Regions from separate parts of the Homo sapiens genome. Here regions 1, 2, 3 and 5 are each linked to region 4. The links are chromatin contacts, found by Hi-C or POLR2A ChIA-PET in ENCODE. All regions are on one chromosome and are shown on one strand. The core of a region is the stretch at or near the end of the contact, and the rest is flanking DNA. Distances in the headings are between cores, read along the strand shown.

Region 1 (4,013 bases), core at 1,195-3,694, 240 kb before region 4:
ACTTGTGTTATCTTTGGTGTTCTCAATGGTGACTGAAAACAACAATTCAATTTCTCACATTAATAATGAAGCTCAGGTAGGCAAAACGTAGCCCCACGTTTTGAACCATGAAATGGAACACATTCACTGCCTAACAACTTCACTACCCTCTATTTTCTCCAAAATCAGACAGAATCCAGCCCCTGTTTTTACCCACCAACATTCTTCTCTGTTCCTTGAGGTCCTCCTCATTTCTTCCAGGCTCAGCTCAAGGCTTCATCTCTATGAAGCCTTCTCTGACTGACTTCCCTATCCTGTAATAACTGGTATTGAACTACCTGATAATGAGTAAAAATATTGTCTTTAACAGTACTGGGGCATGCCTGATGCATGAGATTCCAAATGATATGAAAAATATAATGAAAACATTGGACCAGGAATCTTTTCCCGTCCCCATCACTCTTCTGGTTTAGTAGGGAGTTTTTTTGTTGTTGTTTTTGAGATGGCATCTCGCTGTCGCGCAGGCTGGAGTGCAGTAGCACGATCTCAGCTCACTACAACCTCTGCCTCCCAGGTTAAAGCGACTCTCGAGCCTCAGCCTCCTGAGTGGCTGGGATTACAGGTGTGCACCACCATGCCCAGCTAATTTTTGTATTTTTCGTAGAGACGGGGTTTCACCATGTTGGCCAGGCTAGTCTCGAACTCCTCACCACAAGTGATCCACCTGCCTCGGCCTCCCAAAGTGCTGGAATTACAGACGTGAGCCACCATGCCCGGCTAATTTTTGTGTTTTTAGTAGAGACAGGATTTCACCATGTTAGTCAGACTGGACTCGAACTCCTGACCTTAGGTGATCCGCCTGCCTTGGCCTCCCAAAGTGCTGGGATTACAGGCGGGAGCCAATGCGCCCAGCCGAGGGTCATTTTTAACTAGCATTGTGATCGATTCAGGTTTAGCTGGGAATCTTGCTCCATGACATTTAAATACATTATCAGAGGCAAGTAACTGCCTCGCCTTAGGGCGGAGTTAGCCAAACTGCTGTCTATCTAACAATCTTCAACACAGGCTAGGTTTACAGCCACCATTACTTGATAAGAACATCCAAAGGAAATTGAAGGATGCTATGCTATATATAACCTTGCAAAATCGATGACAAAAATTATCTTAACTCTGAGTTTTCTTGAGAAGCATATTGTAACCCAAAATTCAGGGCCGGGGGGCGGGGGGAACCAGCAGGGTCCACAAGTACTCTAGACAGCCTAACCTTAATTTTCACAGTAAGCTTAGCATATAAGCATGGGGTAGCCAAATACAATTTCCTACTTTAATCCTCTTATCAACGGGGAAGAAAATGGAAAAAGCTGCAGAATCCAGTCCCCCGGGTAAGTGAGGTCTCTACAAGCAGTAAGCAGAGGGAAAGCGTTATCCGAAAAGAGCCGAATCAGAATGTATTTTCTTACCCACCCTCCCAACCTTAAAAGAACTGTCCAGCAGAATGTGACACAATCGGCCTCTCCGGCGCCCATCAATCCAGCACAGCCCTCTGACCACACCGCTAATCTCCAAGTATCTTTCACAAATAAGTCACTCCTATGGCTCCCGTCTTGTAGTGAGAACTGCTAGCAATATTCTTAATGTGAACACCTGCGGCGTTCAGTCGGATTCTGCCTTGAGAAAACAGAATCCACACACAAGGCGAACAGGCAGAGCATGGCAAGATCAGGTTGTACCAGAGCCGAAGGGTAAGTTTACAGAAACCCGTATCTAATTAATGCCTGTAACACGCTAGTAACCGAATCGGGGACAGCTTTGTCCCTTTCCGCAGTGAGAACGGGGCCCGCCCGGAGCCCGGGGAACCGAAGGTTTAGGAGCCCAAGGTCACCCACGAATCCCAGCCGTTCCCTGGGGCGACTTCCTGGAGCAGCCACGTGTTCCCCCGGCGCCGCACGCCGCGCAGCTGCACCTTGGCTGCGCCCGCGCTCCCGGACCCGCAGCCCGGAGCCGGCGCACTAGGGCCTGCGGCCTTCAAGGGCGAGGACCCGAAGTCCCCGGGGCTGAGAGCGACAGTGGGGGTACACCTGGTCTCGTCATTCGTCGCTCTGTGACCGAGGAGGCGGGCAAGAAGGCAGAGAGAAGGGAAGGGACGAGAGGCGAAGGGACGAGAGGCGCAGGGACGCCTCTGCGCACAGCCGCCGACCCCGTGTACCTGCAGCCGCTCGAGGCGCCGCCACAGCCCCTTCCCCACAGGCTCGCGGCCCCGCTCCATCCCGGCCGCCCCGCCTGGGGCCGCGACCGCTTTCCCGCTCCCCGTGCGGCTCCCTATGGCTGCTGGACAGCACCGGAGCGGCCGCTCCAGCCAGCCCCGCAGGATGAAGGGAGGACACGAGGGTCGGTGTAGTTCTAGAAGCCCGCACTCACACTAGCGCGTCCTCCGTCCCGAGCCGCCACCCGATATCCCGACGCTCTGAGGGGATGGCGGCCCCTAACCGGCGGTTTATAGCCTGGCCCCGCCCCCGGCCCCCAGGGGGGCTGTGCGTCACTTCCTGAGGCACGTACGCTCGCGAGGTGCTCTGACAGATCGCCCGGGGGGCGGGGATGCGCGCGCAGCGGGCGGGGCCCTATGCGGAGGGCGCTGCGGGCGAGGCGAAGGCCAAGGGAAAAGGCGCCAAGGCAGCAGGTGCCCCGAGGAGCCGCGCGATGGGCGCACTGGCCTCTGCCTCGGCGCCTTCCTCCACCCTGGTAGCCTGGCAGCCTCCGCCTGACCTTGACCAACCTCCAGTCCCTGCAGTGCTAGGTCCAATCTGTTGGCGTTGACGCTTAAATGTTGGATATTGCACTGCGGCAGTGCCTTGAAATGTACGTGCAGGATGGAATGTTAGGTAACTATTAAAGCCACTCTTGTGAAGATGTATTTTGCAGCCTCAGAAATACAAAAAGGAAAAGAAAAGCAAAATGCAAATTTTTATTCAGAATGTATACAAGCTGCACTTTAACCAAGACTAGCGGAGTGCTTTGCGTAATGTTTAATGCATGAGGGAATAAAAGGGAAAATAGAAACAAGTGACTTAATAGGGTGATAGGATTGTAGATTAACTTTCGTTTTCATTGCCATCGCTGTTATTGGATTGTGCAATGAATAACAAATAAATAAAATTCAATTCTTGTCACTGTTTAAACTCTTTCCAAACAATCACACCCTCTCCCTCCCTCTGGTCAGTAACCAGCAGGCCAGGGAGGTAGTAGCTACAATGCAAGAAAGCAACCCATACCTTAAAAAGCATTGCACATAAACTGACCTTCAGGCCCGTAGGGACACAGAACAGCCCTTTAAGAAGCAAATCCGTTTCTGGGCCTTGGGCTTTTACTCTTCCCTTTATTTCTTCTGCTCTAAGATAGAGAAAGTACTTGGGATTCTCACCGCCTTTCTCTTTACTCCCATTCTCTAAAATCTCTCTCCCCAAAGAGAAGTGTTTAAAAGTCATATGAGTTGCCAGGCGCGGTGGCTCACGCCTGCAATCCTAACACTTTGGGAGGCCGAGGTGAGCGGATCACGAGGTCTGGAGTTCGAGACCAGCCTGACCAATATGGTGAAACCCCATCTCTACTAAAAAAATTTCAAAAAAAATTAGCCAGGCATAGTGGCACGCGCCTGTAATCCCAGCTACTCAGGAGGCTGAGGCAGAAGAATCGCTTGAACCCAAGAGGCGGAGGTTGCAGTGAGCCAAGATCGCGCCATTGCACTCCAACCTGGGCGACAGAGCAAGATTCCATCTCAAAAAAAAAAAAAAGTCATATGAGCAGGAGCATTGCTGCACCTTTAATGATCTAATCAGGAAAAGGTTAAGGATGCACATCCACAGAGGGCCTACCTTAACATTCAGACACCAGGCCTGCTCCCCTGTGGTGTTCCTTCTTTATTTCTTTAATTATTAATTTTATTTATTTTTATTATTTTTACTTTTAAGACAGTGTCTTGCTCTGTCACCCTGGCTGGAGTACAGTGGCATGATCTCGGGCTCACTGCAACCTCTGCC
Region 2 (4,139 bases), core at 1,239-3,738, 130 kb before region 4:
CACTCCAGCCTGGGCGACAGAGCAAGACACCATCAAAAACAAAACAAAACAAAACAAAACAAAACAAAAATCTCCTGTCTCTAGGACCAGGCACAATGGCCTAGGCCTGTAATTCCAGCACTTTGGGAGGTCAAAGTGGAAGGATTGCTTGAGGCCAGGAGTTCAAGACTGGCCTGGGCAACATGATGAAAACCCCCTCTCTACAAAAAAATTAAAATTAAACAAATCAGTTGGGCAGGGTGGTGCACCTGTAGTCCTAGTTGCTCTGGAGGCTGAGACAGGAGGATGGCTTGAGCCTGGGAGGTGGAGGCTGCAGGGAGCCATGGTCTCTCCTTCACATTCCGGCCTGGGAGCAAGCCCTTCATCTCTAAAATAATAATAATAATAAAATAAATAAATAAATAAATAAATAAATAAATAAATAAACTGTCTCCAAATCCTTCCATTCTAGTCCAGGCCTCTTTTGAGTTAGCTCTATTTTTTCCTAATACTCATTAAATAAATGCTTAACTATTAAAATAGAAAGTCCTCTGGGCGGGGAATGGGGTGGGGGGCGGCTGCCAGGCCATGGCCAGAGGCTATTATGCACTGGAAACCCCGCATAGCAGAGGGGCAGCCCTGCACCTGCCCCTGTCCAAGGTAGGTGGGTGGTGACTGCAGGCCATGGGAAACGTCCATCCTAGGGGAGTCACCAGCCACCTGGGAAGCCAGGATCAAGGCCCTCCACCCCCAGAGTACAGGAGACAAAGGGAGGAACACCAGGGACAAGGAACCCTAGGACCCGAAGCAAAGTGGCGTTCGCTCACCCGGGAGTGCCACGTTCGTGCCACCGTCACAGCCCTCACCTCCCGCCCGCCAGCACCTGAGACCGGAGTGCTGGGGGGCTGGCTGCAGGCGAAGGAGGTGAGGGCGGATTCGTTTCTCACTGCAACTGCAGCCTCTAGAGCTGGGTGGGCAGGGTCTGGCTCCATGAGCTCAGAGCTGACCCTCTACAAAGATTCCAGGACTTGGGGGCTGGAGACATCTCTCTTCGAAAACAGATTAATCCAGAGGAGCTGTGGGCCCTGTGTTTAGTAAATTGTACTCTGTGTCTTCAGCATAGAAAGTCCTTCCCACTCCCTGCTCAGTATCTCCCAGCCCTCCTAGGAGGCAGGCAAGGCAACTCCAGGACAGTCACCCTAGTTCACAGATGAGGAAACTGGGGTTTCAAGACTGAGACATGAGCGCTCAGCACAGTCCGGGGTGGGGGGCAGCAAGGGGGTATTACTGAGCACCTCTCATGCACTGCCACAGCCCCAGACCTTACCCCACTTCATGCCTGGGACAGCCCGTAAGCTGCGGACTACTGGCCAGGTAAACAAGGGGAAGAATCCTACCCAAGATGTAGCTGATTTGAATTTGTTAAGAATTAAGGCCAGGTGTGGTGGCTCACGCCTGTAATCCCAGCACTTTGGGAGGCAGAGGCAGACGGGTCACCTGAGGTCAGGAGTTCGAGACCAGCCTGGCCAACATGGTGAAACCCCATCTCTACTAAAAATACAAGAAATTAGCCGGACGTGGTGGCAGACGCCTGTAATTCCAGCTACTCGGGAGGCTGAGGCAGGAGAATCGCTTGAACCTGGGAGGTGGAGGTTGCAGTGAGCCGAGATCATGCCACTGCACTCCAGCCTGGGCAACAAAGGGAAACTCTATCTCAAAAATATAAAAAAATTTTAAAAATGTAAAAATTATGGCAGCCCCAATTTCCAACTAAGTTATATTCCAAGGTATAGTCAAAACACATTTTCCCACTGCAACAATGTTATTTTATTTAGATATTGGGGCTTGTCCATCAAGGGCCAGTTAACCCACAACACTCCAGAATTTCTGAACAAGTGTAATGAACAGCTGACAAATATTATTACAACATCAATGGTCAAAATAGAAAAGCAATAGCATTTGATAAGAAATTACTTTTTTTTTTTTTGAGACAGAGTCTTGCTCTGTCACCCAGGCTGGAGCACAGTGGCACGATCTCGGCTCACTGCAACCTCCACCTCCCAGGTTCAAGCGATTCTCCTGCCTCAGCCTCCCAAGCAGCTGGGACTACAAGCACCTGTCACGACGCCCGGCTAATTTTTGTACTTTTAGCAGAGACAGGGTTTCACCATGTTGGCCAAGCTGGTCTCAAGCTCCTGGCCTTAAATGGTCCACCTGCCTTGGCCTCCCAAAGTGCTGGGATTACAGGTGTGAGCCACTGCATCCGGCTGACTTTTTATTTAATATCTTGAATACCTGCCTGAAAATCTGAGGCCGGATGGAAGAATGGACAGAATTGCCCCCACTCTCCTGTTCTGGAATTTAAAGAAGAAAAAAGAGGGGAGGAGGCATCACCTAGTTGGGACCAGGCTTGGGGAAAAAAGGACAGAATTTGCAGACCAAACAGGGAAGCTGTGAAAGAAAAAAGCAAGTCCCTGGCAAGCAGCTCAGCAGCTGGAAATCCCCCTCGGTCCTTGGGAGAGACAATGAGCTCCAGCTGCTCTCAACTGCGATGCAGAGAGAGCTGGTTCCCACCCTGCAGCCGTCCCCGTGTCCTTCTCCTCGCTGAGCCTCACCTCCTCCGCCTGCCACAGAGGCGAGCATCCCGCTTCCTGCCCAGGGATGCAGCGGAGAATGAATATCACCTAGGTAACAACTCACAAGCACAGTGTCTGGCTTCGGGGCGTAGGGGCGGGGACACATGTAATCAATACAAGCCGCCTGCCTGGGTGGCTTCCCCCTTCCCTGATGAAGACCTCCAGGCCGCAGAGAATGCTCTGTTCCTGGTCACAAGGCTGCAGCTGAAGGGCGGGGGAGGCCTCTCAGATTCAAAACAGAGCAGAGATGAGAGGCCTAATTCTAATTTGAGATCAGAGCCTGACAGCTGGGCAGGTGGCAGGCGGCCGCTTCCTCCCCTCCGTGGAGCCTGCCAGGAGAGGGGCTGTGGTCGTATTAAGGGTGTGAGTGGCAAGGCCCGCAGCGGGATGGGCAGTCCCCGCCATGCCAGTGCAGCTCTGTGTAAATCCTTAGTCCCGAGTATCCTCGTGTAACTCAGAGCTGGAAAGAGCCGTAGATCTTCTGGTTCCATGCTTTCATTTTACACATAAGGAAACAGGCCCACAGAGGAAAAGGGCTTTTTGTAGTCACGTGGCGAGGCAGGGGAAGCTGGGCCCAGAATGCAGGGGACCTGCCACCCAGACCCACAGCCAGGACCCCCCAACGGGAAAACGCTCGCTCGGCCACCAAGAGCATTTGATGAATTTGCCTCTAGTCTTTTAAAAATACATATATGCAATTTTATTTTAAAATGTTTTATTTTTATTTTATTTTATTTTTTTTGAAACAGGGTCTCACTCTGTCAGCCAGGCTGGAGTGCAGTGGCATGATCATGGCTCACTGCAACCTCCACCTCCTGGGCTCAAGCGATTCTCCTGCCTCAGCCTCCCAAGTAGCTGGGACTACTACAGGCAGGCATGTGCCACCATACTTAGCTAATATGATTTTTTGTAGAAATGGGGTCTTGCTCACAACAAAGCCCAGGCTGCTTTAAAATTCCCTTGCTCAAATGATCCTCCCACCTCAGCCTCCCAAAGAGTTGGGATTGCAGGTGTGAGCCACTGCACCCAGCCTACATGCAATTCTATTTTATTTTTTTTATTTTTTCATTTTATTTTTGAGACGGGGTTTCGTTCTGTTGTCCAGGCTGGAGTGTAGTGGCGAAATTAAAGCTCACTGCAGCCTCTACTTCCTGGGCTCAAGTGATCCTCCCCCCTCAGCCTCCTGAATAGCTGGGACTATAGGTGTGCATCCCCATGCCTGGCTAACTTTTTTCTATTTTTTTGTAGAGATAGGGCGAGCCACTGTGTTGCCCAGGCAGGTCTCAAACTCCTGGGCTCAAGCAATCCTTTCATCTCGGCTTCCCAAAGTGCTGGGATCACAGGTGTGAGCCATTGTGCCTGGCTGTAATTTTAAATTAATACCTAATTATACTATGCATGAATACATTCTCTTTAAAAAGTTATTTCCTTGCCTCTTGGATATGGTGTGGCTACTTAGTGTTTGTTAAATGTGTGAACAGGTGAATTCTTATTTCTATCATCCCATTCAGGCCCCAATCTTAT
Region 3 (3,651 bases), core at 1,065-3,564, 210 kb after region 4:
ACTCTGTCTCCAAAATAATAATAATAATAATAAATATGCTCAGCATTTCTTCCAGAGATAGCAACGGTGCTACTCCTGAGAGTGCTCGGAAGGACTAAAGCTGGAGTGAAGATAATGTCTAGGGATTGGTATCCCACAAAGGCTTTCAAAGCCCAAGGTACCACAAGCACACTAAACTCGTCTATGAATTAGAAAACAAGATATCACTGCTGCTTCTTTCTGTCTTTTGAAATGTACAATATTTTGTAGGCTCTGCCCTTCGATGTGAAAGCAGGACTAAGAAAAAACAACTAAGAGGGCCAGGCTCGGTGGCTCACGCCTGTAATCCCAGCACTTTGGGAGGCCGAGGCAGGCGGATCATGAAGTCAAGAAATCAAGACCATCTGGCCAACATGGTGAAACCCTGTCTCTACTAAGAAAATACCAAAATTAGCCGGACGTGGTGGCAGGCGCCTGTAGTCCCAGCTACTCAGGAGGCTGAAGCAGGAGAATCATTTGAACCCAGAAGGCGGAGGTTGCAGTGAGCTGAGATCTCGCCATTGCATTCCAGCCTGGGCAACAGTGTGAGACTCCGTCTCCAAAAAAAAAAAATAGAGACAGAGTCTTGCTATGTTGCCCAGGCTGGTCTCCAACTCCAAGCTAAGAAATGTGAAATTATTTGACACCTAAATTTTTAGAACCATTTATCTTAACTGTGAAATTAAACAGATCTACCTTCTCCTGCCTTCAGTCAAACCACCTCACAAAAATAAGAGAACTGAAACAATCCAAACATGATCTTTTTTTTTTTTTTTTTTTTTTTTTTTTTTTTGAGATGGAGTCTTGCTCTGTGGCCCAGGCTGGAGTGCAGTGGCACGATCTCGGCTCACTGCAACCTCTGCCTCCCAGGTTCAAGCGATTCCCCTGTCTCAGGCTCCTGAGTAGCTTGGGACTACAGGCACACGCCACCACGCCTGGCTAATTTTTGTATTTTTAGTACAGATGGGGTTTCACCATGTTGGCCAGGCTCGTCTGGAACTCCTGACCTCAAGTGATCCACCCACCTTGGCCTCCCAAAGTGCTGGGATTACAGGAGTGAGTCACTGCGCCTGGCCCAAACATGATCATTTTTAAAGTCCTTGAAAGTATTAAAACTTTGAAAAGAAAAGAAAGAAGGAAAAACAAAAACATGGCAGTGCAGGAAAGCTTTACAAGAAAGAGGGGGTGAAAATCAATGGGCTTGTCTTTTTTTGTCAACAAGCAAGTGCAAGAAGGTTCATTTTGTGACTTGTTCAGTTGTGTTTTGCATATCTCCATTCTGATCGGAAGGGACTTTGAGGTTTTTCTGCAACTCCTGAGCATCTGCAGGCTCCATCCTCTTATCCTTTATCTGTCTTTGTCTCAGTCATCTCAAAGCCAAACTTCTGTAGAAGTCAATTGCTGACTCATTGCTGATCTGGACAAACAGATGTTGTCAAAAGTGCCATCTTGGCTGGGCAGTGGCTTATGCCTGTAATCCCAGCACTTTGGGAGGCTGAAGTAGGCAGATCCCTAGAGTACAGGAGTTCGAAACTAGCCTGGCCAATATGGTGAAACCCCGTCTCTACTAAAAACACAAAAATTAGCCAGGCGCGGTGGCTCCCATCTGTAACCCCAGCACTTTGGGAGGCCAAGGCGGGCGGATGTCCTGAGGTCGGGAGTTCAAGACCTGCCAGGCCAGCATGGTGAAACCCCGTCTCTACTAAAAATACAAAAATTAGCCGGGCGTGGTAGCACATGCCTCTAATCTCAGCTACTCGGGAGGCTGAGGCAGGAGAATCACTTGAACCCGGGAGGTGGACGTTGCAGTGAGCCGAGATCGCGCCACTGTACTCCAGCCTGGGTGACAGAGCGAGACTCCATCTCAAAAAAAAAAAAAAAAAAAAAAAAAAAAAAAAAAAAAAAAAGAAAGAGAGAGAGAGAGAGAAAGAAGGAGAAGAAAAAGGTGCCATCTTCTCCACAGATGTTTGACACGATTTAACATCTGAGTTGCTATTCCTGGCCTTGGGTAAGGTGCCGGACACCCTGGTGTGATGATGTGTCTGCGAATGATCCACCGTCCCGCCCTCGCCCCAGCTTTGCTAGCTCAGCCTCCAGCACGCCCTTGTAGGACGTGTCCCTGCAGCCGACTGAAAAGGTGGCCTGGATGGGTGTCTTCAAGTACGGAGAACTGCGGTGTCGCGCCTCCGGGCCCCATCCGGCTCCCAGCATCTTCTCCCGCTGCGGAGGCCGCATTTCCACTCAGGGCAGCGCCGCCGCGGTGGTTCCGCCCTGTCGGGCTCAGACCGGCCTGGGCGCCTCCGCGGGGAGCTGGGCGGTGGCGGGGGCCGCGGGAGTGGAGCCGGCCCGAGCCTCCAGGGGGCGCTGGCGGCCGCTTCCTCCATCCGCAGGCGGCTCCCGGCCACGCCCGTCGCTGAGCGTGAGGCGATGGCGGCCGAGCTCAGAACACTGGTCCCCGGAATGGAGAGCTGAGGGGACAGATCTAAGGGACATTTATAACTCCGCAGGGACTCCGGGGTGGGAGTCAGTCCGTCTCAGGTGCGTCTCCGGAAGAACTTCGGCGTCCTCAGGGAATCAGTCCCTGCCCCAGTGAGAAAAACCTTGCTGGGTCCTCCCTGATCCCCGCCACTACTTTTTTCTCCTTAGCAAAATCCAGATATTGTTTGAGTATTGGGCAGCCACGTGCTTCAGGGGAAGCTGAGCCCCTTCCCAGTGTGAGAGTTGGGGGTGAGTCTTAGAATAAATCAATCACAGCAATTTTATTATTATTGCCGTTATCATTGGTTTAGGAACGGACAGGTGGCAGAATTCTGGCCCATGAAATATAAGAAGAGGCCCACTGTGGAGCTTCTGAGGCCGGGCACGGTGGCTCACGCCTGTAATCCCAGCACTTTGGGAGGCTGAGGCTGGCGGATCACGAGGTCAGGAGTTCGAAACCAGCCTGGCCAACATGGTGAAACCCCCATCTCTACTAAAGATACAACAAATTAGCCGGGCGTGGTGGCGCGCACCTGTAATCCCAGCTACTCGGGAGGCTGAGGCAGGAGAATCGCTTGAACCCAGAAGGCAGAGGTTGTAGTGAGCCAAGATCGTGCCATTGCACTCCAGCCTGGGTGACAGGGCGAGACTCTGTCTCCATAAATTAATTAATTAATTAATTAATTAAGACATAGTCTTGCTACGTTGCCCAGGCTGGTCTCCAACTCCTGGGCTCAAGTGGTCCTCCCGCCTTGGCCTCCCAAAGTGCTGGGATTACAGGTGTGAGCCAGAAAAGTTTGTTTAAATTGTGCAAAAATATACATAACAAAATTTACCATTTTTATATTTTACTTACTTTTTATTTATTTCAATAGGTTTTTGGGGAACAGGTGGTGTTTGGTTTCATAAGTTCTTCAGTGGTGATTTCTGAGATTTGGTGCAGCCATCACTCGAGCAGTGTACACGGTACCCAACGTGTGGTCTTTTATCCCTCGCCCCCTTCCCACCCTTTCCCCTGAATACCCAAAGTGCATTGTATCTTTTTTTTTTTTTTTTTTTTTGTGAGATGTAGTCTCTCTGTGTCGCCCAGGCTGGAGTGCAATGGCACGATCTCGGCTCACTGCAACCTCTGCCTCCCGGGTTCAAGTGATTCTC
Region 4 (4,112 bases), core at 293-2,792:
GCCAAGCAAATATGGGGTGTGTGTGTGTGTGTAAAGTTAGTGATCTTACAAACCTAGCTGAGTACCCTCTGCTCTGGCCCGTGAGCCTGACATTTTTTTCAGTGTGTGTGTGTGTGTGTTGTGTGGTGTGTGTGTGTGTTGTGTGGTGTGTGTGTGTGTGTGTAAAGTTAGTGATCTCACAAACCTAGCTGAGTACCCTCTGCTCTGGCCCGTGAGCCTGACATTTTTTTCAGTGTGTGTGTGTGTGTGTGTGTGTTGTGTGGTGTGTGTGTGGTGTGTGTGTGTGTGTGTGTGTGTGTAAAGTTAGTGATCTTACAAACCTGAGTACCCTCTGCTCTGGCCCGTGAGCCTGACATTTTTTTTCAGTGTGTGTGTGTGTGTGTGTGTGTGTGTTGTGTGTGTGTGTGTAAAGTTAGTGATCTTACAAACCTAGCTGAGTACCCTCTGCTCTGGCCCGTGAGCCTGACATTTTTTTTCAGTGTGTGTGTGTGTTGTGTGTGTGTGTGTGTGTAAAGTTAGTGATCTTACAAACCTAGCTGAGTACCCTCTGCTCTGGCCCGTGAGCCTGATATTTTTTTCAGTGTGTGTGTGTGTGTGTGTGTGTGTGTGTGTAAAGTTAGTGATCTCACAAACCTAGCTGAGTACCCTCTGCTCTGGCCCGTGAGCCTGATATTTTTTTCAGTGTGTGTGTGTGTGTGTGTGTGTGTGTGTAAAGTTAGTGATCTCACAAACCTAGCTGAGTACCCTCTGCTCTGGCCCGTGAGCCTTAATCCTAGCGAGGGCTCGCTGCGGTGGTCTAAGGGCCTCCAGATCCCACCCGGGTAGGACTTCGCACAGATGCAGCTCCCGCGCCGGGAGTGAGCCCATCCTGGCACCCGTGTGCACAGTCACCCTCGAATCACGGCTGAACGGCATCCGACGCGAGTGGCTTCCTGCCTCTATTCTACCCATCTCCTTACTCAGGACGCCATCGCGGGTTTCCCAGGGCCAACCATTCCCGCCGCGCCACCCTAAGACGCGCCCGGCGCCCAAACACTGAGGAAGCGGGTGGGGTCCCCTGCGGCCCCTGCAGCGGGAGGGGCGCCCGGACGTCACAGCAGGGCCGCCCGCCCGCCTCGCGGCCTCCCGCCTCCCGCCCCGCGGACCCCGCGCGTCCCCCGCGCTCCTTCCGTGGCCCAGGTCCCAGGCGAGCTCCGCCCCTCAGACCAGCGCGCTCGAGGTCGCCCCGCCACAGCCCGTCCTCTACCCGCCTCTGCTGGAAAACAGGCCGCAGAATATAGGTGTTCTCGGGCTCCCCTGCGTTCTTCTCAGCCTCAGGCACCCCGTCGCCCACCGAGAAGGACACTCCGATGGACGTGGCCATGCCGGGGCTTCTCGGTCCGGGCGTAGCTCGCGATGAAGGCCTAGCGGGTTGCGGTCGCGGCCGGCAGCAGGGAAAGCGTCTCCAGGGCAACAGGGCCGCCCTCCCGCCTCGCTGAAGCCCGCGAGCGCCCCGCACAGCCGCCCTCCCTGCCCGCGCCTGCGCACCGGCTGCTGGGCGGGAACTGGTCGCGTCCGGACGCGCGACAGCTTCCACCCGCCTCAGGCAGTATCAGCCGCGCCGCAGTCGGAGGAAATAGACGCGGGGCCTGAGGCTCCTGGACTTGAGGTATTAGGCTGGTGCAGAAGTAATTGCGGCGGCCGGGTGCGGGGGCTCAGGCCTGCAATCCCAGCACTTTGGGAGGCCGAGGCGGGCGGATCACCTGAGTCAGGAAGAGTTCAAGACCATCCTGGCCGACATGGTGAAACCCCATCTCTACTGAAAATACAAAAATTAGCCGGGCGTGGTGGCGCGTGCCTGTAACCCCAGCTGCTCTGGAGGCTGAGGCAGAATAATCTATTGAACCCAGGAGGCCGAGGTTGCAGTGAGCCGAGATCGCGCCACTGCACTCCAGCCTGGCGACAGAGCGAGACTGCGTCTCAAAAAAAGAAAAAAAAAAAAAAAGGAAGGAAGGAAAGAGACTTAGGCTGCATTCCCCGCTTTTAAAAATATATATTTATTTTTATTTTTTTAAACGAAGTCTCGCTCTGTCACTCAGGCTGGAGTGCAGAGGCGCGATCTCGGCTCACTGCAACCTCCACCTCCCAGGTTCAAGCAATTCTGCCTCAGCCTCCCAAGCAGCAGGGATTACAGGCGCGCCCCACCACGACCGGCTAATTTTTTTTGTATTTTTATTAGAGACGGGGTTTCACCATATTGGCCAGGCTGGTCTCCAACTCCTGACCTCAGGTGATCGCCCACCTCGGTCTCCCGAAGTGCTGGGATGACAGGCGTGAGCCATCGTACTCTGCCGCATTCCCTGCTTATAAGCACCAGTCCCTGGTCCTGTTTTAGAAGGCTGTTGTATCTTGGCCTCTGCTAGCTTCAAAAACTAAGGCCCGATGAGGTAGCTCGTGCCTGTAATCCCTGTTTACAGGAGAGGCTGAAAGGGCAGGGATTCCTTTTTTTTTTTTTCCCACTTGAGACAGGGTCTTGCTCTGTTTCTCAGGCTGGAGTGCAGTGGCACACTCACCGCTCACTTCAGCCTCGACCTCTTGGACTCAAGCAGTCCTCCCACCTCAGCCTCTGGAGTACCTGGAACTACAGGCGAATGCCACCGCGCGTGGCTAATCTTTTTAATTTTTGTAGAGATAGGATCTGGCTATGCTGCCCAGGCTACTATTGAACTCTTGGGCTCAAGTGATTATCCCACCTCAGCCTTCCGAAGTGCTGGGACTACAGGCATGAGCCATCACAGCCAGCTGGGATATTGTTTTTCGAATCGCTGTCATGTTCTGTACTATATGCAGTTCCTGAAAGAATGGAGGCAAGAAGGAGTCAGCTAACCACTGTGAACTGTCTTAGTGCCAAGGACCCACCCTTCTCTCCTTGGGGTCCTGCTGACCCATCAGAATAGGGCTGAGCCAGGATGGGGCTTGTGGAGATGATGTGTATGAGTGTGCATGCACTTGTGTGTGCATGCCTAACATCCAAAACTAGATATAAATTCTTTAAACTTTTCATTAGTTGGCCAGGCACGGTGACTCGCACCTGTGATCCCAGCACTTTGGGAGGCCGAGGCGGGCGGATCATGAGGTTAGGAGATCAAGACCATCCTGGCTAACATTGTGAAACCCGGTCTCTACTAAAAATACAAAAATTAGCTGGGTGTGGTGGCATGTGCCTGTAATCCCAGCTACTTGGGAGGCTGAGGCAGGAGAATTGCTTGAACCAGGGAGTCGGAGCTTGCAGTGAGCCGAGATCACACCACTGCACTCCAGCATGAGACTCTGTATCAAAAAAAAAAAAAAAAAAAAAAATTCTGCGTGAGTTGTGTGGAGGTGTCAGTACCTTTCCCCAGCAAGAGAAGCTTCTCCATATCAGGCATATCCTAGCCATGACCCTGAAACTAACCAGCCAAGAGGGAAATGTGAGACAAGCCCAGGCAAGCTTCCTGGATGTTGTATGCAGGAATAGGATGTGCTCTCTGGACTTGGAGACTTCCTGCCTGCTCAAGAGGCTGTGCCTCCTTGTGTCTCCCACAGGCCTCTGTGTCCACCTTCCCCACCCTGGCAGGCCTGCTAGGCCAGCAGCCCTGGAGAGGAAAGGGTGAGGTGGTGTTTGAAGGGACCTGCCTCCTACGAGCTCTGCTGGTTGGACTGTCGGATGACAGAACCGTGCCTCTGAGCCTGGGAGAGGGAGGCACCCCTGTGTTCTGGAAGCCCCCAGTGCTTCAGCAACTCCTCACTGAGGCAGAATAGTGGAGGAATCAAGCTGGGATCCAGGGGACTGAGGAGGGGATAGAGCAGCACCTGGGCCCCACATTCCCTTCCAACAGAGCCTGGGGTGCTGTGTTTCCGGGAGGGTTTTTTTTGTTTTTTGTTTTCCCGAGACAGAATCTCGCTCTGACCCCCAGCCTGGAGTGCAGTGGCATGATCTCGGCTCACTGCAACCTCCGCCTCTCGGGTTCAAGCAATTCTCCTGCCTCAGCCTCCCGAGTAGCTGGGATTACAGGTGCACACCACCACACCTGGCTAATTTTTGTATTTTTTATAGAGACGGGGTTTCACCATGTTGGCTAGGCTGGTCGTGA
Region 5 (3,827 bases), core at 515-3,014, 160 kb before region 4:
TAAGAGGTGTATTATAATCAGCACTAGTTTAAAAATATGAAAACTGAGGCTTAGAGACATTAAATAATATGTTTAAAGTCCTTGAGCTAATAGGCAGAGGAGCTGTGATTAAAAACCAGGTTTGATGACATAATGTCTACATTCTTAATCTGTGGTGTTGAATTTCCAAACACATTTAAGTAATTAAGTCCCATAATGTTTCACACACCACACAACTCTGAGAGGAGTTTCTCACAACACTCACTGCAGCCCTTCAGTTTCGGCATCTGTAAAACGAGACACCTGACTAACCCTTAGGCTGCTGTGAGCGCTCAGGTCACCCAGCATGGAGCCTGGAGTGAGAAACCTGTTACAGATGTTTGCTTCTTCCCTTCCCTTCTCCTGTGAATAAAAGGGGCTGTTCACCTGACATGGCCTACCCTTAGGAAACTCAAGGTGCCTCTTTTTTTTTTCTGAGACAGAGTCTTGCTCTATTGCCCAGGCTGGAGTGCAGTGGCACGATCTTGGCTCACTACAACCTCTGCCTCCCGGATTCAAGCTATTCTCCTGCCTCAGCCTCCCCAGTAGCCGGGACTACAGGCACACGCCACCACGTCTGGCTAATTTTTGTATTTTTAGTAGAGACAGGGTTTCACCATATTGGCCAGGTTGGTCTCGAACTCCTGACCTCATGATCCGCCTGCCTTGGCCTCCCAAAGTGCTGGGATTACAGGCATGAACCATGATGTCCAGCCATGACCACTCTCTTTTCTATGTCCCTGGGGAGAGACCTCGAATTTTATTTGGAGCCTGTCTTTATAAAGACTCTAAATTGTGGCCAGGCACAGTGGCTCATGCCTGTAATCTGAGCACTTTAGGAAGCCGAGGCGGGTGGAGGTCAGGAGTTAGAGACCAGCCTGGCCAACACGGTGAAGCCCCATCTCTACTAAAAATACAAAAAATTAGCTGCGTATGGTGCCGCACACCTGTAATCCCCAGCTACTTGGGAGGCTGAGGCAGGAGAATCGCTTGAATCTGGGAGGTGGAGGTTGCAGTGAGCCAAGATGACACCACTGCACTCCAGCCTGGGCAACAGAGTAAGACTCCATCTCAAAAAAAAAAAAAAAAGACTCTAAATAGTGTTTATATATGGTGTATATATATATATATATCTTTGATGTATATCTTTGTCCATCAGGTCAGCTTGTTCTTTCGAAACCCTCTCCAGTCACTAGTTTTGTTGTCGTTGTTGTTGTCTGAGACGGAGTTTCGCGCTCGTCACCCAGGCTGGACTGCAATGGCATGATCTTGGCTCACTGCCACCTCCGCCTCCCAGGTTCTAGCAATTCTTCTGCCTCAGCCTCCCAAGTAGCTGGGATTACAGGTGCGGGCCACCACACCCAGCTAATTTTTTGTATTTTGAGTAGAGACGGCGTTTCACTGGTTCAGTGTTTGTACGTGAGTGCGTTCCCACAAATGGCAGTGTGTGCTGTGCGTGGTTTGGTAACCTTCATTGTTTTACTCCACAGCTTGTTTTGAGAGTCCCCTCCATTGAAACACGCACATCTAATTTGTCCTTCAGTTCGCTGGACTCCACGCTGAACGTGCCATGCTCCATTGCCCCGTGAGTAACTCCATGCTCTTGCCGGTTTCACACGGCCTCTCAGAGCTGGAGCCTTTGTTCAGGAGCCCTGGGCAGCTTTCAGGAAGCTCTTGGGCTCATCAGCTTCCTCTGGCTGAAGCCGCCCCAGTGGAATCATGGGGATTTCTTACTTTGAAGGTGGGGCCACCCGCAGACTGTAACCGGCTGGTTCAAGATCAAGGACTTCCCCAGGCCACCTGCCTCAGAGGCAAGAAAGGCTCAGCTGAGTCCCAGACACTCCTCGCTGTGGCCCCTCCTTCCTCCCTGCTGGGCAGGCCCCCCTCAATTCTGTTTGCCAGCAGGGCCTAGTAACACTGAAAGACGAAAAGGGAAATAAAATAAACACAATTAATAGGCTAAAGGTTACTGAATAAAGTGGCAGCAGTAAATAAATTGACTACTGTGCAAATACAAAGACATGAAGACATGAAACCCCTGCTCTAAATGACCACTCACCAAGAGCAAGGCCTGGGCTGGAGGCAGGGAGCACCTCCCTAAGGAGCACTCCCTCTTTCCCGGAGTGAGTCCTCCTTCTAGATGGAATTCAGTCCGGGTTCCTCTTGAGCCACAGTCCCTGTTGGGGCCTATCTCAGTGGACTCAAGATCCTGAACTTCTTCCAGATTGCTGACTACACATTTGAGTCACCCAGAGATTAAAAGAAAAAACAAATAATTTCCCAGTGATCAGGAGTAAATCAGCTGGGGCAGGGTTGGTGCTATGAATGACCACACTGATTTGTACACTTCACTGATTTGTAGTGTTTGCTATTTCCGTCGTGTAAATACTGCCAACATGGACAATCTTCAGTTGCTAATGGTTTACTAACTGGCTTGTAAATGAATTCATTCAGTATTCAAGAAAATGGCACTACATTTAGAAACATTTTGTAGCATTTCTTACTTTCTAAGAATTTCCAATAGACACCATGATCACTAAAAAATCATAACCAGGCTGGGGGCAGTGGCTCACGCCTATAATTCCAATAATTTGGGAGACCAAGGAGGGAAGATCACTTGAGGCCAGGAGTTTGAGACCAGCCTGGGCAACATAGCAAAGACTCCATCTCTACAAAAAAAAAAAAAAAAAAAAAAAAAAAAAGTTAGGCAGCTGGTGGCAGGCACCTGTGGTCCCAGCTATTCAGGAGGCTGAAGCAGGAGGATCACTTGAGCCCAGGAGGTTGAAGTTACACTGAGCCGTGATCACACCACTGCATTCCAAATAAAAACTAAATTAAAATATATATATATATATATATATATATTTTTTTTTTTTTTTTTTTTTTTTTTTTTTTTCTGAGACAGAGTCTAGCTCTGTGTCCAGACTGGAGTGCAGTGGCATGATCTCGGCAACCTCCACCTCCCAGGTTCAAGTGATTCTCCTGCCTCAGCCTCCGGAGTAGCTGGGATTACAGGCGTCTGCCACCACGCCCAGGTAATTTTTGTATTTTTGGTAGAGATGGGGTTTCACCATGTTGGTCAGGATGGTCTCGATCTCCTGACCTCGTGATCCACCCACCTTGGCCTCCCAAAGTGCTGGGAATACAGGCGTGAGCCACTGCGTCTGGCCTAAAATAAACTTCTAAAAAAGAAAAATTGGCCAGGCACAGTGGCTTATGCCTGTAGTCCCAGCACTTTGGGAGGTCGAGGCAGTTGGATCACCTGAGGTCAGGAGTTCAAGACCAGCCTGACCAACATGGTGAAACCCCGTCTCTACTAAAAATACAAAAATTAGCCAGGCATGGTAGTGGGCACCTGTAATCCCAGCTACTCAGGAGGCTCAGGCAGGAGAATTGGTTGCACCTGGGAGGTGGAGGCTGCAGTGAGCCAAGATCATACCATTGCAGTCCAGCCTGGGCGACAGAGCAAGACTTCGTCTCAAAAAAAAAAAAAAAAAGGGAAAGAAAAATTATAACCAATCGACATTCAATAAATTATTTATTGGCTGGGCGCAGTGGCTCATGCCTGTAATCCCAGCACTTTGGGAAGCCGAGGTGGGCAGATCACATGAGGTCAGGAGTTCGAGAGCATCCTGGCTAACATGATGAAACCCTGTCTCTACTAAAAATACAAAAATTAGGTGGGCATGGTAGTGCGAGCCTGTAGTCCCAGCTACTTGGGACGCTGAGGCTGGAGAATCATTTGAACCCGGGAGGCAGAGGTTGAATGAGCCAAGAATGGCATCACTGCTCTCCAGCCGGGACAACAG

Evidence for each region. A loop is a pair of places that touch in the nucleus more often than their neighbours do. ChIA-PET counts read pairs that join two places held with the same protein, here RNA polymerase II (POLR2A). Pooled maps may share reads with other maps.
Region 1: a loop to region 4 is called in a map of CD8-positive, alpha-beta T cell, with 22 times the contacts of the local background. The contact joins the promoter of TFRC here to the promoter of TM4SF19-AS1 in region 4. A Hi-C loop is called at or near these places in 3 of 168 maps with a recorded cell type or tissue (CD4-positive, alpha-beta memory T cell, CD8-positive, alpha-beta T cell and naive thymus-derived CD4-positive, alpha-beta T cell), 2 of 37 single-sample maps with no recorded cell type and 15 of 50 pooled maps. POLR2A ChIA-PET finds 5 or more read pairs at or near these places in 7 of 52 experiments (AG04450, B cell, CD4-positive, alpha-beta T cell and 4 more).
Region 2: a pooled map shows a loop between it and region 4 (3-fold over the local background). The contact joins the enhancer-like site here to the promoter of TM4SF19-AS1 in region 4. A Hi-C loop is called at or near these places in 7 of 50 pooled maps. POLR2A ChIA-PET finds 5 or more read pairs at or near these places in 6 of 52 experiments (CD4-positive, alpha-beta T cell, PC-9, activated CD4-positive, alpha-beta T cell and 3 more).
Region 3: a loop to region 4 is called in a pooled map, with 11 times the contacts of the local background. The contact joins the enhancer-like site here to the promoter of TM4SF19-AS1 in region 4. A Hi-C loop is called at or near these places in 4 of 37 single-sample maps with no recorded cell type and 9 of 50 pooled maps. POLR2A ChIA-PET finds 5 or more read pairs at or near these places in 8 of 52 experiments (CD4-positive, alpha-beta memory T cell, HepG2, K562 and 5 more).
Region 5: a loop to region 4 is called in a pooled map, with 2.5 times the contacts of the local background. The contact joins the enhancer-like site here to the promoter of TM4SF19-AS1 in region 4. A Hi-C loop is called at or near these places in 6 of 50 pooled maps. POLR2A ChIA-PET finds 5 or more read pairs at or near these places in 3 of 52 experiments (CD4-positive, alpha-beta T cell, activated CD4-positive, alpha-beta T cell and naive thymus-derived CD4-positive, alpha-beta T cell).

Annotation. Positions count from the first base shown.
Region 1 is chr3:196,079,646-196,083,658 of GRCh38, forward strand. It overlaps TFRC (transferrin receptor), which reads right to left and starts at 2,445. Exons shown (of 19, transcript NM_001128148.3): 1 at 2,398-2,445. RefSeq lists an enhancer at 697-1,196 and silencers at 2,078-2,377, 2,428-2,767.
Region 2 is chr3:196,184,228-196,188,366 of GRCh38, forward strand. No RefSeq gene overlaps it. Among named protein-coding and RNA genes, the nearest start is that of ZDHHC19, 25 kb to the right of the region's middle. RefSeq lists enhancers at 2,298-2,917, 2,918-3,536. Within about 2 kb of position 2,489, at least 10 of the 41 ENCODE cell types and tissues checked have a DNase peak (open chromatin) inside an H3K27ac peak, as active enhancers do; they include CD4-positive, alpha-beta T cell, where a contact is called at or near this core.
Region 3 is chr3:196,526,562-196,530,212 of GRCh38, forward strand. It overlaps the pseudogene NAA50P2. Among named protein-coding and RNA genes, the nearest start is that of SMCO1, 13 kb to the left of the region's middle. RefSeq lists an enhancer at 1,357-1,426 and a silencer at 2,197-2,496. Within about 2 kb of position 2,315, at least 10 of the 41 ENCODE cell types and tissues checked have a DNase peak (open chromatin) inside an H3K27ac peak, as active enhancers do.
Region 4 is chr3:196,316,790-196,320,901 of GRCh38, forward strand. It overlaps TM4SF19-AS1 (TM4SF19 antisense RNA 1), which reads left to right and starts at 1,543. Exons shown (of 2, transcript NR_046724.1): 1 at 1,543-1,648. It overlaps DYNLT2B (dynein light chain Tctex-type 2B), which reads right to left and starts at 1,451. Exons shown (of 5, transcript NM_152773.5): 1 at 1,251-1,451. The coding sequence starts at 1,363. The region is part of intron 5 of TM4SF19-DYNLT2B (TM4SF19-DYNLT2B readthrough (NMD candidate)); the gene reads right to left. LOC107986031 (a long non-coding RNA gene) reads right to left here and starts at 802. Exons shown (of 2, transcript XR_001740547.2): 1 at 185-802; 2 at 1-53. RefSeq lists a silencer at 971-1,220 and an enhancer at 1,281-1,380.
Region 5 is chr3:196,158,392-196,162,218 of GRCh38, forward strand. It overlaps LINC00885 (long intergenic non-protein coding RNA 885), which reads left to right. Exons shown (of 3, transcript NR_034088.1): 3 at 1,509-2,499. Among named protein-coding and RNA genes, the nearest start is that of LINC00885, 18 kb to the left of the region's middle. RefSeq lists enhancers at 1,476-1,545, 1,566-1,765 and a silencer at 2,066-2,115. Within about 2 kb of position 1,765, at least 17 of the 41 ENCODE cell types and tissues checked have a DNase peak (open chromatin) inside an H3K27ac peak, as active enhancers do.